Regions from separate parts of the Homo sapiens genome. Here region 2 is linked to region 1. Evidence: chromatin contacts called from ENCODE Hi-C or POLR2A ChIA-PET data. All regions are on one chromosome and are shown on one strand. The core of a region is the stretch at or near the end of the contact, and the rest is flanking DNA. Distances in the headings are between cores, read along the strand shown. Region 1 holds the start of PFKL (phosphofructokinase, liver type). Region 2 holds the start of TRPM2 (transient receptor potential cation channel subfamily M member 2).

Evidence for each region. A loop is a pair of places that touch in the nucleus more often than their neighbours do. ChIA-PET counts read pairs that join two places held with the same protein, here RNA polymerase II (POLR2A). Pooled maps may share reads with other maps.
Region 2: a map of CD4-positive, alpha-beta T cell shows a loop between it and region 1 (5-fold over the local background). The contact joins the promoter of TRPM2 here to the promoter of PFKL in region 1. A Hi-C loop is called at or near these places in 1 of 168 maps with a recorded cell type or tissue (CD4-positive, alpha-beta T cell) and 4 of 50 pooled maps. POLR2A ChIA-PET finds 5 or more read pairs at or near these places in 2 of 52 experiments (MCF 10A and activated CD4-positive, alpha-beta memory T cell).

Annotation. Positions count from the first base shown.
Region 1 is chr21:44,296,597-44,304,040 of GRCh38, forward strand. PFKL (phosphofructokinase, liver type) reads left to right here and starts at 3,457. Exons shown (of 22, transcript NM_002626.6): 1 at 3,457-3,594. The coding sequence starts at 3,510. It overlaps AIRE (autoimmune regulator), which reads left to right. Exons shown (of 14, transcript NM_000383.4): 14 at 1,060-2,052. The coding sequence ends at 1,131. RefSeq lists enhancers at 983-1,042, 1,413-1,472, 1,803-1,912, 5,483-5,622 and silencers at 3,010-3,679, 3,700-4,149.
Region 2 is chr21:44,351,404-44,358,847 of GRCh38, forward strand. TRPM2 (transient receptor potential cation channel subfamily M member 2) reads left to right here and starts at 2,218. Exons shown (of 32, transcript NM_003307.4): 1 at 2,218-2,462; 2 at 3,245-3,333. The coding sequence starts at 2,298. RefSeq lists enhancers at 2,434-2,483, 2,644-2,693.

The sequences.
Region 1 (7,444 bases), core at 2,207-4,706:
CCCAGTGCTGCTGAGCACCTGGCACCCCCCACAGGAGCCCCCCTAGCCCCCTTGCAGGAGCCCCCCCCGGCCCCTCCCCCTGCGGGAGCCCAGTGCTGCTGAGCGCCCCCAGCCCCTCCCCAACAAGAGCCCCCACACGGCCCCTCCCCTGAGGGCCTGCACCCTGGCAGGCAGAGGCTCGAGCACCAGGCTCAAGATCCACTTTCCCAGGGAGGGTGGGGCGTGGGAGTGGGGGGGGGGTCCCAGACCCCGTCCCTCTAAGATTTGCTTGCCCCTCCCAACTCAGGCCTCTCTACGCTAAGATGGGCAGGTAGAATCTGTGGGGAAAATGTGACTTTTAAGGGCTCTGTCTGTTTTTGCCAAGAGGATAAGCTCCTTCAGCCTCCACGGGTTCTCCTCAGTGTCTGATGTGGCACCCGGGGGTCCCAGCTGACCATGGGGCAGGGGTTCTGCCCTGTGCAGTGGCCGTGCCCCACACACCCTGACCGTGCAGGTGTCTGCAGAGCCCCAGGGCCTGAGAGTGGGCCAGGGGGCCCAGCGCTGGGTAATGGAGCTGCCCCTCTGGATGGGGTCCCCGGGTATAGCTGGAGAAATGAGCGACGGGCTCACAGCCTCTCCCGGGTGGCGGTCTTATTCTGCTGGCATCGTGGGGCCCGTGGCCCCATCCTGTGGGAGCATCAGGCTCCTGAGCAGAATAAGTAGCTGGCCCCGACCCCCCCACCCTGAAGGAGCCACCCGAGGAGGCAGAACTGCCATGAACTGCCATGGGGATGTGCCCTGGGCTTATAGGATGTGGTGAAGTACACAGGACAGGGTCCTCGGTCTGGCCTGTGCCATGGGGACCTTGGGCCTCAGTTTCCCCACCTTTGATGGAATACGGTGAAGTGCACAGGACAGGGTCCTCCCCAGACTGGCCTGTGCCATGGGGCCTCGGGCCTCAGTTTCCCCACCTTTGACTTAGAGGGAAGGTTGGATGGTGACTTCTTGTAACGATGGCCATGATTCTGTGGCTGCGGCGGGGGCGCACCTGGAGGTTCTCACCGTCACTCTGTCCCGCAGCACACCTTCGATGGCATCCTGCAGTGGGCCATCCAGAGCATGGCCCGTCCGGCGGCCCCCTTCCCCTCCTGACCCCAGATGGCCGGGACATGCAGCTCTGATGAGAGAGTGCTGAGAAGGACACCTCCTTCCTCAGTCCTGGAAGCCGGCCGGCTGGGATCAAGAAGGGGACAGCGCCACCTCTTGTCAGTGCTCGGCTGTAAACAGCTCTGTGTTTCTGGGGACACCAGCCATCATGTGCCTGGAAATTAAACCCTGCCCCACTTCTCTACTCTGGAAGTCCCCGGGAGCCTCTCCTTGCCTGGTGACCTACTAAAAATATAAAAATTAGCTGGGTGTGGTGGTGGGTGCCTGTAATCCCAGCTACATGGGAGCCTGAGGCATGAGAATCACTTGAACTCGGGAGGTGGAGGTTGCAGTGAGCTGAGATTGCGCCACTGCACTCCAGTCTGGTCGGCAAGAGTGAGACTCCGTCTCAAAAACAAAACAAAACAAAAAAACCACATAACATAAATTTATCATCTCGACCACTTTTCAGTTCAGTGGCATTCACATCTCATGTAACCATTGCCACCACCATCTGCAGAGCTGTTCCAGCTTCCTGAATGGAAACTCTGGCCCCATGAAACACTCACTCCCCATTCCCCTCCCAACCCCTGGCACCCTCCACTCTACTTTCTGTCTCTATGACTTCTCCAGGGACCTCATGGAAGTGGAATCACACAGTATCTGTCCTTTTGTGTCTGTCTTATTTTACTCAGCATGGTGGCCCCAAGGTTCATCCATGTTGTAGCATGTGCCGAAATCTGCTTCCTTTTTTAAGGCTGAGTAATATTCCAGCACATGGATGGACTGCATTGTGTTCATCTATGCTTTCCTCAGCAGACACCTGGGTGCTTCCACCTTTTGGCTGTTGTGAGTAATGCTGCTATGAATATGTGTGTGCAAATATCTGTGTGAGTCTTTGAGTAAAATCGCTGGATCACATGGTAATTATATTTTTAATTTTTTGAAGAACTGCCATCCTGTTTTCCACAGCAGCTACACCATTTCACATCCCCACCAACACTGCATGAGGGTTCCAGCCTCCCCATATCCTTGAAACAATTACTATTTTCTGCATTTTTCTTTCTTTTCTTTTCTTCTTTTTTTGAGACGGAGTTTCGCTCTTGCTGCCCAGGCTGCAGTGCAATGGCGCAGTCTCCACTCACTGCAACCTCTGCCTCCTGGCTTCAAGTGATTCTCCTGCCTCAGCCTCCTGCATAGCTGGGATTACAGGCGCACACCACCATGCCCGGCTAATTTTTGTATTTTTAGTAGAGACGGGGTTTCACCATGTTGGCTGGGCTGGTCTCGAACTCCTGACCTCAGACCTCAGGTGATCCACCCCCCCCCCCCCCCCCCACCCCACGGGCCTCCCAAAGTTCTGGGATTATGGGCGTGAGCCACTGCGCCCAGCCTGTGTTTTTCTTTTATAGTAGCCATCCTAATGGGTATGAGGTGGTACCTCATTGTGGCTAAACCATGTACGTTTAAGAATTTACACACACACACACACACACACACACACACACGTGATGAAGCTGTAAGAAAAGGGAGAGAATAATGACCCAAAATGTCAGCACAAGGATGCCTCAGGGGTAGACACAGGTGTCTTCTTAGCGCCTTTTAGCCCACGCATATGTGCTTGCGCAGTCTCTCGGTGTGTTTTCTAACATTTCACAATTAAATAAGGAGTAGTTGATATTCACAGCCACCATTTCCACCGTATATGTAGAGAAAAATGCTCAAATCCTAGCGATCAGCCCGCTGAGCTTTCACAAACCGAACACACCGTGCGGTCACGAGGCGGCTCTCCCGAACACCGGCTCTGCACCCCCAGGGCCCGGGGAACCAAGACTTCCCCAAGGGCCCAGCAAAAGTGAGGGAGGAGGGGAGGAAAGGAGGGAGAGGGAGGGAGGAGTGCTGGCTGCTTTCCGCCAGCGCCTCGTTTGGGTTTCGCTCTGCTGAGGCCTGAAGGCGCCCTGAGGGCCCCTGGGGGGCAGGGAGGGGCGGTGGCTGCGGCCGACAGCAAGGAACCTCCGGAGAAGCGAAGCCGGGCCAGACGTGCCACCGGGGCCTCGGCGCTGGCGAAGGGGCGCGTGCGGCCGCACTGGGGCCAGCCCCGCCCTGGTCCCCGGCCACATCCTCGAGACCACCGGGGTGGAGGGGGGGGTCTCACTGCTCAGGGCCCGCGTGACATTGCACAGGTTTAGAAACGCACAGCGGGAAGGTGGCCCCGGCGGGCCGAGGGCGCAGGATCCCTGCTCCGTCCAGGGTCCGTCCTGCGAGGAGGCGCCGGGGGCGGGCCCGGGGCGGGGCGGGCGGAAGGCGCGCGCGGGGCGGGGCGGGGACGGCGACGCGGCGCAGGCGGCGGGAGTGCGAGCTGGGCCCGTGTTTCGGCCGCCGCCATGGCCGCGGTGGACCTGGAGAAGCTGCGGGCGTCGGGCGCGGGCAAGGCCATCGGCGTCCTGACCAGCGGCGGCGACGCGCAAGGTGGGCGGGGGTCCCGGCCGCGTCGCGGCGCAGGGGGTGGAGGGCGCCTCCGCCCTGGCCTCTCCGGAGCGCCCGCCGAGCCCCGGGACCCGGGTCTCGGGCCGGCCCGGCCTCCCGCCCCGGCCTCCCGCCCCGGCCTCCTGCCCCGGGTCTGTCCCCCGCTCTTCCCCGGCGCGGTCTCCGGCCTACGTGCGGCCGGCCACGTTCTCGGCCTCCGCCTGGGTCTTGGCGCCGCCCGCGCCCTGCCCCGGGGGTGTGTCCGACTCTGGGCCGCGGGGCAGGACCTCCCGAGGAGTCCCCGAGGCCACGCGAGCGGAGGGCGCCGGTCCCGCCACCCCCAGAGCCTGGCCCTTCCTGGTTCTGAAGCGACCCGGGGACCCGGTGCCTCCCGAGGGCCGGCGCCAGGCTGCGGGCTTCCGGGACCTCCTCCCGGCTGGGCGGGGGCGGACTCACTCCCGGACCGCGCCTCCTCCTCGGGGCCCTCGCGGCCGCCTTCCTTGTGGGTCTAGCTGGGGAAGAGGGCGGTGGGGAGATGGGCTGCCCGGGGCATTGAGCAAAGCCCAGTTGTCACCCTTTTCGCAGGGGTACTGGGGAGGCCTCAGGTGGTGGGGACTGGGACTTGGCAGAGCTGGGTGGGGGTCCGGCCTGAGGGCGTGGTGTCCTCGCACGCTCCCTCCCGGAGGCCTGGTCCTGCCCACTGCCGGCCTCCAGTGTCTCTGGCCTGACATGTCCAGTGTGGCACCTGTGGCACAGGACGCCACCTACCCTACCCCTCAGGAGGAGAGAGGAGAGGATTTAGGAGACCAGAAGTGAGGTGCTGGGTTGGGAAGGGGCCCAGCCAGCACCCCAAGGCTGTGCAGCGGGGTCTGGTCTGTCTTTTAGAGTTCAGAAAATGGTTGAGAAAATGCGGACACACACCCCCACCCAGCTTCAGGCACCTGACCCTCCTTTTCCCTATCTGGAAGCCAGGAAGAGGCGAGAAGGAAGCCGGCCTTGAGTGGGACCAAGCCAGGGAGGCAGGAGTGGCTCGTGGGTGTCACTGTCTGAACCCCGGCCTGCAGAGGGGGCTCCTTCAGACCTGGCTGAGCCAGGCCTGTGGTGGCTGCCCACCCGCCCTTTTCACAGCTGTGGCAAGAGCGGGAGCTGCTGCTTGTTGCCGGCTACTGGCAGTGTCCTGGAGCCAGTGTGGCTCCACAAGTCCTGTCCTGTGTGGCTCTGGGTCACGCCTTTCCTGTGGGCCAGGGGTCCGTGTTGTCGAGAGGGGAGGGCGTTGTTCAAGGATGTCTTTTTGCACAATAACCTGTGCAAAGGTAGCTAGAAGACTTGAAGCAGGCCGGGTGCGGTGGCTCACACCTGTAATTCCAGCACTTTGGGTGGCCTGGTGGGTTGTGGGCCCAGGTGGGAGAGGAGGCCCGTGGCCTTGGAGGGTGAACTCGGGAAGCTCCATCCCATGAGATTAGACAAGAAAGGCCCCGAGTCTGGAGGGCAGACAGGTTGCTGTGGGGCCAGCCCGCCTGCCCACCAGGGAGGCGCTTTCTTGGTGAGGCTGGTGAAGCCCCAAAGCCCACCTGTGGTTCCCTGAAACACAGAGGGTCCCCAACCAGCTTCCTTGTTTGCAAAGTGGGAGCATCAGCAGTGGAGGGTTGGGAAAGTTGAGAGCCTGGGGTGGCACGTGCCCCCCCCACCCCCTGCCACCCCATGCACAGACTAAACAGAGAAGGGGGGCTCGCTGGAGGTTGCTGAAGGGCCAGCCTGGCAGGTGGTTCTTGGGCCAGCGGGGAGGGGCACCCAGGGTGACAGGCGGTTCTGGATGCTGGTGGAGGATCTGGAGATGGGATGCCCCTCCTGGCCCTGTGGACAGGCCGGCTGGGTGGGCCTCCCATCTCTGTCTGAGCTGGGGGTTCCAACTGCTCAGCCTGGCCCCAGTGCCTGATATGGAGTGGGCAGCGCTTCCTGGCTGCAGCTGGGAGGGTGCCCACAGTGCACCTGCTGGCCGATCATGGCATCCCAGTTGGGCCTGTGCCTTCCTCTGCAAATGTCCTCCCTTCCCAAGCCCCGTGCAGCTGCAGCGTCTCTGTATGTGAGCTCCCATGCGTGGACAGGGAACAGGTGGTTTTCTGCAAGGGAGGAGGACTCCACACACTTCCCCAGTTCAGGGCTGGGGCTGATTCATGGAGGATGATCTGGGGCGAGTAGGATGGGAGGAACTGACATTCTGGGCAGAACCAGAGTCCTGTTTCATGAGTTCGGAAAAGCAGTCTGCAGGGCTCTCCCAGGCCACCACTGCTGCTGCCGTGTGGCTCCCCATGGTGGGTGCTCTGTTTTCCTTCTCGGGGCCCCACTGCCTTCCTAGAAAGGCTGACCCTGGCCGAGGGGAAGCCTGTGGCATAGTGTGCCCTTCTCTTTGCCCTCTATGTCAGCCGGGCAGCAGGAGAGTGGGGACTGGGAGGCACTTTCTGCCCCAATGCTGAAGTCTGCGTTTGTTGGATGTATGGAACAGCCAGCCTCACCATCCTGCCAGTGTTGCCCAGTCCTGGGACTTCTCGGGCCTTGATTTCCCCTTCTGTGAAAGGGGGTTGGGGACAAGACAGGCCACCTTGCAAGTTCCTTCCAGCCAGCCCACAAGTCCTGTCCTGTGTGGCTCTGGGTCACGCCTTTCCTGTTGGCCAGGGGTTGGTGCTGTTGAGCAGGGGAGGGCGTTGTTCAAGGATATCTATTTGCACAATAACCTGTGCAAAGGTAGCTAGAAGACTTGAAACAGGCCGGGCGCGGTGGCTCACGCCTGTAATTCCAGCACTTTGGGAGGCTGAGGCTGGTGGATCACCTGAGGTTAGGAGTTCAAGACCATCCTGGCTAACATGGTGAAACCTCGTCTCTACTAAAAATACAAAAAATTAGCTGGGCATGGTGGTGCGCATCTGTAATCCCAGCTACTCAGGAGGCTGAGGCAGGAGAATCGCTTGAACCAGGAGGTGCAGGTTGCAGTGAGCCGAGATCGAGCCACGGCACTCTAGCCTGGGCGACAGAGCGAGACTCTGTTGCAAAAAACAAACAAGAAAAAACCCCAAAAATCAGCCAGGCGTGGTGGTACATGCCTGTAGTCCCAGCTACTCGGGAGGCAGAGGCAGGAGAATCGCTTGAACCGGGGAGGCAGAGGTTGCAGTGAGCCAAGATCCCGCCACTGCACTCCAGCCTGGGTGACAGAACGAGACTCTGTCTCAAAAAAAAAAAACAGACTTGACCAAAAAAAAAAAAAAAAAAAAAATGGCCCGGCCTGCCTATGCCTACCTTCATCTCGCCCTGGCCTGGGCACTTTTAATTCTCTGGGCCCTTTGTCTAGTGCCCCCTCCCTGCCCCTGCAGGACACCGTGCCCTGCCTTTCCCTGGCTGGTGTGTTTGGACGTTGGTTTCCTGTTATCGCAGGTGAGGACTTAGCTTCCTGGCCCGCCACGCCTCCCTGACATGGCCTCCTGTTTGGAGCCTTCAGGCTCATGCTTACATCCTTAGCTGATCATTAAACTTTGTGACCATTTCATGCTCACTGCTTTCTTGCCTGGGAGCTAATGGTGAGGAAAGGTCACTGGGAACCAGCGCACCAACCTCAGACATTGATTTTGTTCCAGCCTTTTTTCCTGGGCAGGGGTGGCTATCACCTGCTGGTAGGCAGCGGCAGGCCCACTGTCCTGCCTGCCCTCTGACTGCGGTGTCGGCGACTGCTGCCCGAGGTTTATTTTGAGAAAGAAAAGCCGATTAAAGGGCCATTAAAAAGGTCTTTTGAAGATTACAGCTTCCAATGAGGTTAACAGAGAAAATTTCCTCCTTCAGGCCGCAGCCAGTCCCGTTCTAAAAT
Region 2 (7,444 bases), core at 968-3,467, 54 kb after region 1:
CAGGGCTTGGGTTTGGAAATCCACCCACATGGGGCCTTGCCTTGCTCAGGCCTGCTTCATGCATCTGTCTTCTGGAAGCTCATTTCCTGAGTGCTCTCAACACTCACACCTGTGCCAGTTGCTTGTGGAGAATTTTAGCTGTGAACCAGGGTGGCCCAAGCTGTTCTCAGGTGACTTGTGAGAAAGGGATTGAGCCTGTAATTTTGGGTAGAAGAACCCCAGAAAGGGCTGGATGGGCCCTTGGAAGGTCGTTGCCAGGCCTGGGTTTTCAGGGTTCTGCACCCCTGGGCTGAGGCTGAGGCACCCGTCCTGTTGGGCACTGGGTCGAGCCATTGGCCCCCCCACAGCGGGCATCAGATGCTCACAGGGGCTCCTGGCTGCCTCCTGCAAAGTCGGGTGGTGCTGGAGCAGGTCTGACCTGCTTCCCAGGGCCTGCTTGCCTCTGGGATTAGAGGAACCTGCACAAGACCCCAGGGGCTGTGCTGAGGTGGACAGCTGCCTGAAAGATGAGCGTGTGAACAGAACATGCTGGTCTTAAGGCAGAGAGTCCCACACCGTGGACCCTCCCGTCTGATGCTGGGGTCTTCGTTTCCAGCGTGGAGCCATCCTCATCCCGTGCAGGGTGGACCGCCTGCCTGGGGAGCCACCTGCAGTCTGGGTCCCCTTGCGGTGCCACTGCGATCTCTCTAGAGCCTCCTCTTCCTCCTGCCACTGGGGACATCTCTGCCCCTCTGCTTCCCTCGGAAGCTGGTTGTGAAGCCGGGCCAGTGGCTGCGGGGACAGCTCATGGCCCTGGAAAGACCCCACTGGCATGCGGCACAACATCTGCTCTGAGAACTGCAGGAAAAGGCCGGGCAGGGCACCCCTGCCATCCTGCCAGTGAAGTTTACGGGTCTCGGAATGAGTGTGGCCAAGGGGCAAAGGGGAGGAGGGAGAGGGGGAGGTGGGGTTGCCTGAGAGTGCCCGCCCCAGGACAGCAGCCCGTAGCTCAGCCCCAAGAGCCCGGCACCGAGCTTCGAGCTGCGTGGCCCCGAAGAGGGGCTCAGTCACCTAATGTGATGAGGGGACGGCAGAGCAAAGGCTTGTCTGACAGTGACCGTCGTGTGTAGTGGAGAGGACGTGGCCAGAGATCTGGTTTCAGGGCAGGGATGAGGGGGGATTCCAGTCAGATCTTTTGCATCCCAGCAACCCTCCCCTTGACACCTTTGGGGCAGTGGCAGGGGATGACCATGGATGACCTCATGAGAACACTGTGGGTGTCAGGGACTCAGGGAGGCCCCGCAGGGCTTGAACATGCTTATGTTTCTCATTTGTAAAGGGAGGGCAGTCATCCGGTGGCTTCTTGTGGCCTCGGTGATGAAGGCCACATCAGAGCCAGGGGGAAAGGATATGAGAGAAAAAGATTCATTTGAATTATTGTCTTTTTCCTGGAGTGGAGAGATGTGGTACTCCCCAAAACTTCCTTTCTAGGCTGGGCACAGTGGCTCACGCCTGTAAAACCAGCACTTTGGGAAGCGGAGGCTGGTGGATCGCCTGAGGTCAGGAGTTTGAGACCAACCTGACCAACATGGTGAAACCCTGTTGCTACTACATACAAAAAAAATTAGCAGGGTGTGGTGATTGGCGCCCATAATCCCAGCTACTGGGGAGGCTAAGGCAGGAGAATCACTTGAACCAGGGAGACCGAGGTTGCAGTGAGCCGAGACTGCGTCACTGAACTCCAGCCTGAGCGACAAAGTGGGACTCCGTCTCAAAAAACAAGAAGAAAAAGAAACTTCCTTTGTGGACAGTGAGGGCTATTTAAAAAAATTTTGGAATATGAAAGTAGTCACTGGTGTCTGGAAGCAGGAGCTGTGCAGAATTGTACAGTTGCGAAACCATGTCGCTGGCAGCTGGTGCTGGCGGTGGAGACTTCCCTGTGCGGTGCTCAGTGCAGCTGCACCCGTGGGGGAGGGAGCTCTTTCTCTGGCCCTGCAGTCACCTGAGGTTGTTACCATTATGAACGGCCGCTGGGACCCCCGCATGTGCATGTACTCCCCCAGAGTGTCCGGGGGCCCCAGCCAAGGGACACAGCTCAGGCAGCTGGGAACATGTGCAGGCTGATGAAGAGAACCGGATGAGGGCTTCACATGAGGAAGCATGTGGCCAGGTCCTCTCAGAACATCAGCCTCATCTTCCTGTCTCTGATCTATTTCAGCAACCACCCCATGTGTCTCTAGAACCCCAGTGTAGCGAGCTGGAGAGAGGACTGTCCTGAGGGCAGCAGGCCTGGTTGCAGCTGGCGTGGGGGTCTCAGAATGGAGCCCTCAGCCCTGAGGAAAGCTGGCTCGGAGCAGGAGGAGGGCTTTGAGGGGCTGCCCAGAAGGGTCACTGACCTGGGGATGGTCTCCAATCTCCGGCGCAGCAACAGCAGCCTCTTCAAGAGCTGGAGGCTACAGTGCCCCTTCGGCAACAATGACAAGGTAGGCTTTCTGCTGGTCAGCCTGCAGTTGGCACGTGGCCACGGAGGTCACCGTTGGGCAGGTCATAGCTTGAGGCTGTGACGACGGGGGTGGGAAAGGGTCTGCTGACCTTGGGGGCTCCTGCCCAACCATACCTTTGGGAGAACAGAACTGGGGAGGGTGATGCGTGTCTCGTCTTCTGTGGGTTGCATGACCATTTCCCATGGTTGGTCTGATTGGGAAATCACCGGGTTAACTCAAAAATGTTGCGCTAGAGTCCTGGAAATCTGTTACCCGTGCTTACCTTGTTGCATAATGATTTCACATCCTTTATCCGATTGGGAGGGCCTGGGCCTGGGCTAGCTTTCCCCAAAGCCCTGGATACAAAGACACAAGTATGTTGAAAGCACATGGCATCTTGCAGTCCCCTTGCCAGGCAGGCAGGAGGGTGGCTGCCCTTTTTCCGATGGTGCAAGATCCAGGTCCCCAGATCCCCAGCCTCCACGTTTTCCACCACACCATGTTGTTCCCAAGGAAGGTGGTGGTGCTGTAGAAACTGTAAAGTGCGCGCACATTCAAAATGGTCCCAAGAGGAAATGATTTCTTAGATTCATTCCTCCCTCCTGAATCCCCACCGGAGAGTCTTGGCAAGGTGCTTCTAATCTTTGGCTCAGGGTCGCGCAGGCTTCCTTCCTTCAAGCAAATAGTGTGAAAGCTCCTCAAGGAGCTCAGATGTGTCTCCAGGGGGCTGGGTGTGCTCTTTCGAATGTTGGAAGATCTCAGTGTGCTGTCTTTACCTTCAGCAAGAAAGCCTCAGTTCGTGGATTCCTGAAAACATCAAGAAGAAAGAATGCGTGTATTTTGTGGAAAGTTCCAAACTGTCTGATGCTGGGTAAGTGACGTGATTTGTGTGTAAGACCTCTGACTTCTTCCTTCCGATCCCACATGGAGTAGCTGATCAGGCCAAGACCCCTCAGGGCCTCAGTGAAGGGTCACTGGAGATACCTCTGTCTCCATACGAGGCTTAGAGTCCACAGAGCATTTCCACCTAACCCTTGCAAGCCTCCTGTCGGGGACAGTTGACCCTCATCCTGCCTCGCAGGTGCAGGGACCAAAGTGCAGAGTTTAGGTGACTTGTTCAGGGTCATAAGGGCACTGTCGCGCGGCGAGGCCCAGTGGTGTGAACACAGATGCATCCTCTAATCCTCTCATTTCCACACCTGCCCCCACCCCAAGAGAGAGAGTCCCAGGGTCCAGGAACTGGAAGGGCCTTAGGGAGAGTCCATGGCCAGAAGACTGCCCCCCTGCACAGCTTGCCAAAGCCAGAGGCCCGACTTGCCCCCAGGCCCCACAGAGCCCCCTTTGCCCCTCCTCCCCACAGAGCCCACGACTCAGGTGTGGCCAAGACCCCCGCCCAGGCAACATGGCCACTGTCTCTGAGTGGCTGGATATGGCCCTCCGGAGCCGATGGTGCTCCCCGCAGTTGGCGCCCCTTTAGGCACGGACAGAGTGTTGATTCATGTTTGTGTGCCCTCCCCGAGCAACACCCATTTCATGCTCTTCCACAAATGGGCCACACGCTTCCTCCTTTTACTCCATTGCCTGGTGAGCTCCTACTTATCCCTCAAGGCCTATTGCAGATGCTGCCTCTGCCGTGCAGCCTTCCGTGACTATACAACCTCTACCAGGAAGTGAGCTTCCCTCCTACCGCACCGTGTGTTTCTCTTTGATCCCAGCTGTCGTGCTGTAACTGTGTGGCTTTGTGTTCATCTTTCTTGCTAGCTGCTGAGCTTCTGGGGGGCTGGGACGAAAGCAGAGTGTTGTGTTAATTCCCAGAGAGTGGCCTTCAGCTCATATTTACTGAATATGGGGAGGGAGAAGCATCCTGTGCTTGGGAAATAGAAGAAGACTGTGTTGCCCCAGGGTACCTCTAGTGTACTCGGTACATCATCAGAGTTTCACGGTCACCAATACAACAGCTGTCCCTCCGCATCCCTGGGGAATTGTTCCCGGACACCCACGGACACCAAAATCCCATATCTCGTATCAGTCCCAAAATCTCATATCAAGTCACTGATATGAGATGGTGTGGTATTTGCATATAAACTATGTACATCCTTCAGCATACTTTAAATCATCTCTAGATTACTTATAATACCTGATACAATGTAGATGTTATAAAAATAGTTATACTGCATTTAAAAAATTTGTATTTTTGGGCCGGGCGCGGTGGCTCACGCCTGTAATCCCAGCACTTTGGGAGGCCGAGGCAGGTGATCCACCCGCCTCGGCCTCCCAAAGTGCTGGGATTACAGGCGTGAGCCACTGCATCTGGCTATGTTATTTTTAATTGTTTTTTTTTTCCTGAATATTTTTAGTCTGCGTTTGGCTGAATCTGCAGATGCAAAACTCGCGGCCATGGAGGGCTGGATGTAGAGACAGTGATGAAGAGCCCCATGTGGAAGGAGCGGGGTCTGTAGAGCAGTGGTACTCCAGCCTCGGAGCTCACCCTTGTTACTGGAAAGGGGTCCCGATCCAGACCCCAAGGGCGGGTTCTTGGATCTCACACGAGAAAGTATTTGGAGCGAGTCCACAGAGTAAAGTGAAAGCAAGTTATTAACAATGTAAAGGAATAAAAGAATGGCTTCTCCATAGGCAGAGCAGCCCTGAGGGCTGCTGCTTGGCTATTTTTTTTTTTTTTTTTTGAGACGGGGTCTCGCTCTGTCGCCCAGGCTGGAGTGCAATGGCATGATCTTGGCTCGCTGCAACCTTCGTCTCCCAGGTTCATGCGATTCACCATGTTGGCCAGGCTGGTCTGGAACTCCTGACCTCAGGTGATCCACCAGCCTTGGCCTCCCAAAGTGCTGGGATTTCAGGCATAAGCCACCGTGCTTGGCTGGTTGGCTATTTTTATGGTAGTTTTGGATCATGTGCTTAACAAGGGTGGATTATTCATGAGTTTTATGGGAAAGGAGCGGGGATTTCCCAGAACTGATTTCCTCTTTCTTTCAGACCATACAGGGTATTTCTGATGTTGCCATGGCATCTGCCAACTGTCATGGTGCTGGTGGGAGTGTCTCTTACATGTTAATATGTTATAATTAGCGTGTAATGGGCAGCGAGGATAACCAGAGCCCACTTTCGTCGCCATCTTGGTTTTGGTGGGTTTTACCCAGTGTCTTGCACCCTGTTTTATCAGCAGGGTCTTTGTGACCTGTGTCTTCTGCTGACCTCTTGTCTCATCCTGTGACTTAGAATGCCTTAACCGTCTGGGAAGGCAGCCCAGCAGGTTTCAGCCTCATTTCACCCAGCGCCTATTCAAGATGGGACTCACTCTGGTTTGAACGCCGCTGACACCCTGACCTGCTGTGTCCTGAGAAGCCTAGGTGAGGCCCCGTGGGTCTGGGGCCTCTGCCAGTCGGCTCTGCGTGCTTCTCACATGGAAGTGGAAACCCTTGGGGCAGCAGGGCCCAGAGAGGAAGGGGTGCTGACCTGGATCAGATGTAAGCAGGACAGACTTGCTTCTGGAGGTCCCCAAAGCCATCCCCCATGCTCAGGGGTTTGCTAGGACTCACAGCTGTGCACACAGCTAAGGTTTATCATGGTGAAGGCCTACGTGATGGGCTTGGCAAGGGAGAAAGACACAGGCCGAGTCTGGAGAATCTGAGGGCAGGCTGCTGCGGCTCTCCTGTGCAGGCGCCATGCATGCTCCTTCCTCTAGCCGAGAAGCACGTGGCCACCTGCAAAGCCCATTCGAGGCTCAGAGCCCAGGGCGTGCATCCTGCGCTGGCCACGTGGGCCCCTCTGCATGGCAACCACCCAAATCCCAGACTCCCAGCAGGAAAGCAGCTGTTCAGCACAAACCCATTGCAGGAACAGTCCAGGCCCGGCAAAGCACTCCTAGCAGTCAGGGGACGGAGAGACGCTCCAAAAGCCCCGTTCCCAGACACCACCTTGAAAGCAGGCCCCTCTGAGAAGGCAACCTGAGATCTGCTGCACCGAGTCTGTCCCGCACAGAAGCCGCTCTCATCTCACCAACCACGGTGGTCACTGCAGCAGGATGGGAAGAGGGACCAGGTGTGTTCCTGGCTGTTCCTTCCTGAGGAGTGGATGGAATGTCCCTCCTTCTTGTGGAAAGACCAGGGCGGAACGAGTGGTGAGCATCGTCTGCCACAAACACAGCTTTTCAAGCAGATTTATTTATACCACTTACATGTTTCCATTAAGCATGGTAGGGTCTTCCTACCCCACTCGTCCAGACCTGGAGCCCCTCGACACCCGCCCGGGTAATCCCACTGCTTAGCCCCACGTCCTGGTAACCCTCCTCAGCTCTGCACAGACTCGTCTCATTTCCGTGTCTGCTGTGGCCACCCTGGTCCAGACCTTTGTGCTCACATTTTGCCACCATGGATCTCATGACCTTGGGCAGATGACTTCTCTTCCCTGGGCCACCAATCCTCATCTGTGAGCGCAGAGACTGGAGGGGATGCCTCAGAATTCACGCGCACATGCGGTGGGGGTGGGGAGGCAGGGAGCCCCCCTTGGGTGGCAGGAAGGAGCCCAGGTTGGAGAGAATACACCTCCAAGAGCTCTCATTTCCCGTGGGGTGCCGGGGGTGGTGTCCCGTTTACGCCTATCTGGGCCGAGTTCCGAGCGAGCTCTCCGGCGATGTAATTTCTGGATCAGTGTCCGCAATGCAGTTTCCAGCATCACATCAGGCTTGCAAACGCCATGCAGGTTCAAGTTCCAATCTCATCAGAGGTGATCGTTCAAGGACAAGAGGGACAGGAGGTAGCTTGTGATAGGCTGTTAGGAACATACAAGGACATTTGGGGCAGCATTGGAGCAAGACGGGAGAGCTCAGGTCCTTGTCTAGGGAACTCCTTTCCCCACCTCCGACCCAGGTCTCTCATCCATAAACAGTGGAGGTCACATTGTGTCCGGAGTTGGTTCCTTCCCGGGGGTCTTGGTCTCGCTGACTTCAAGAGTGAAGCCGGGGACCT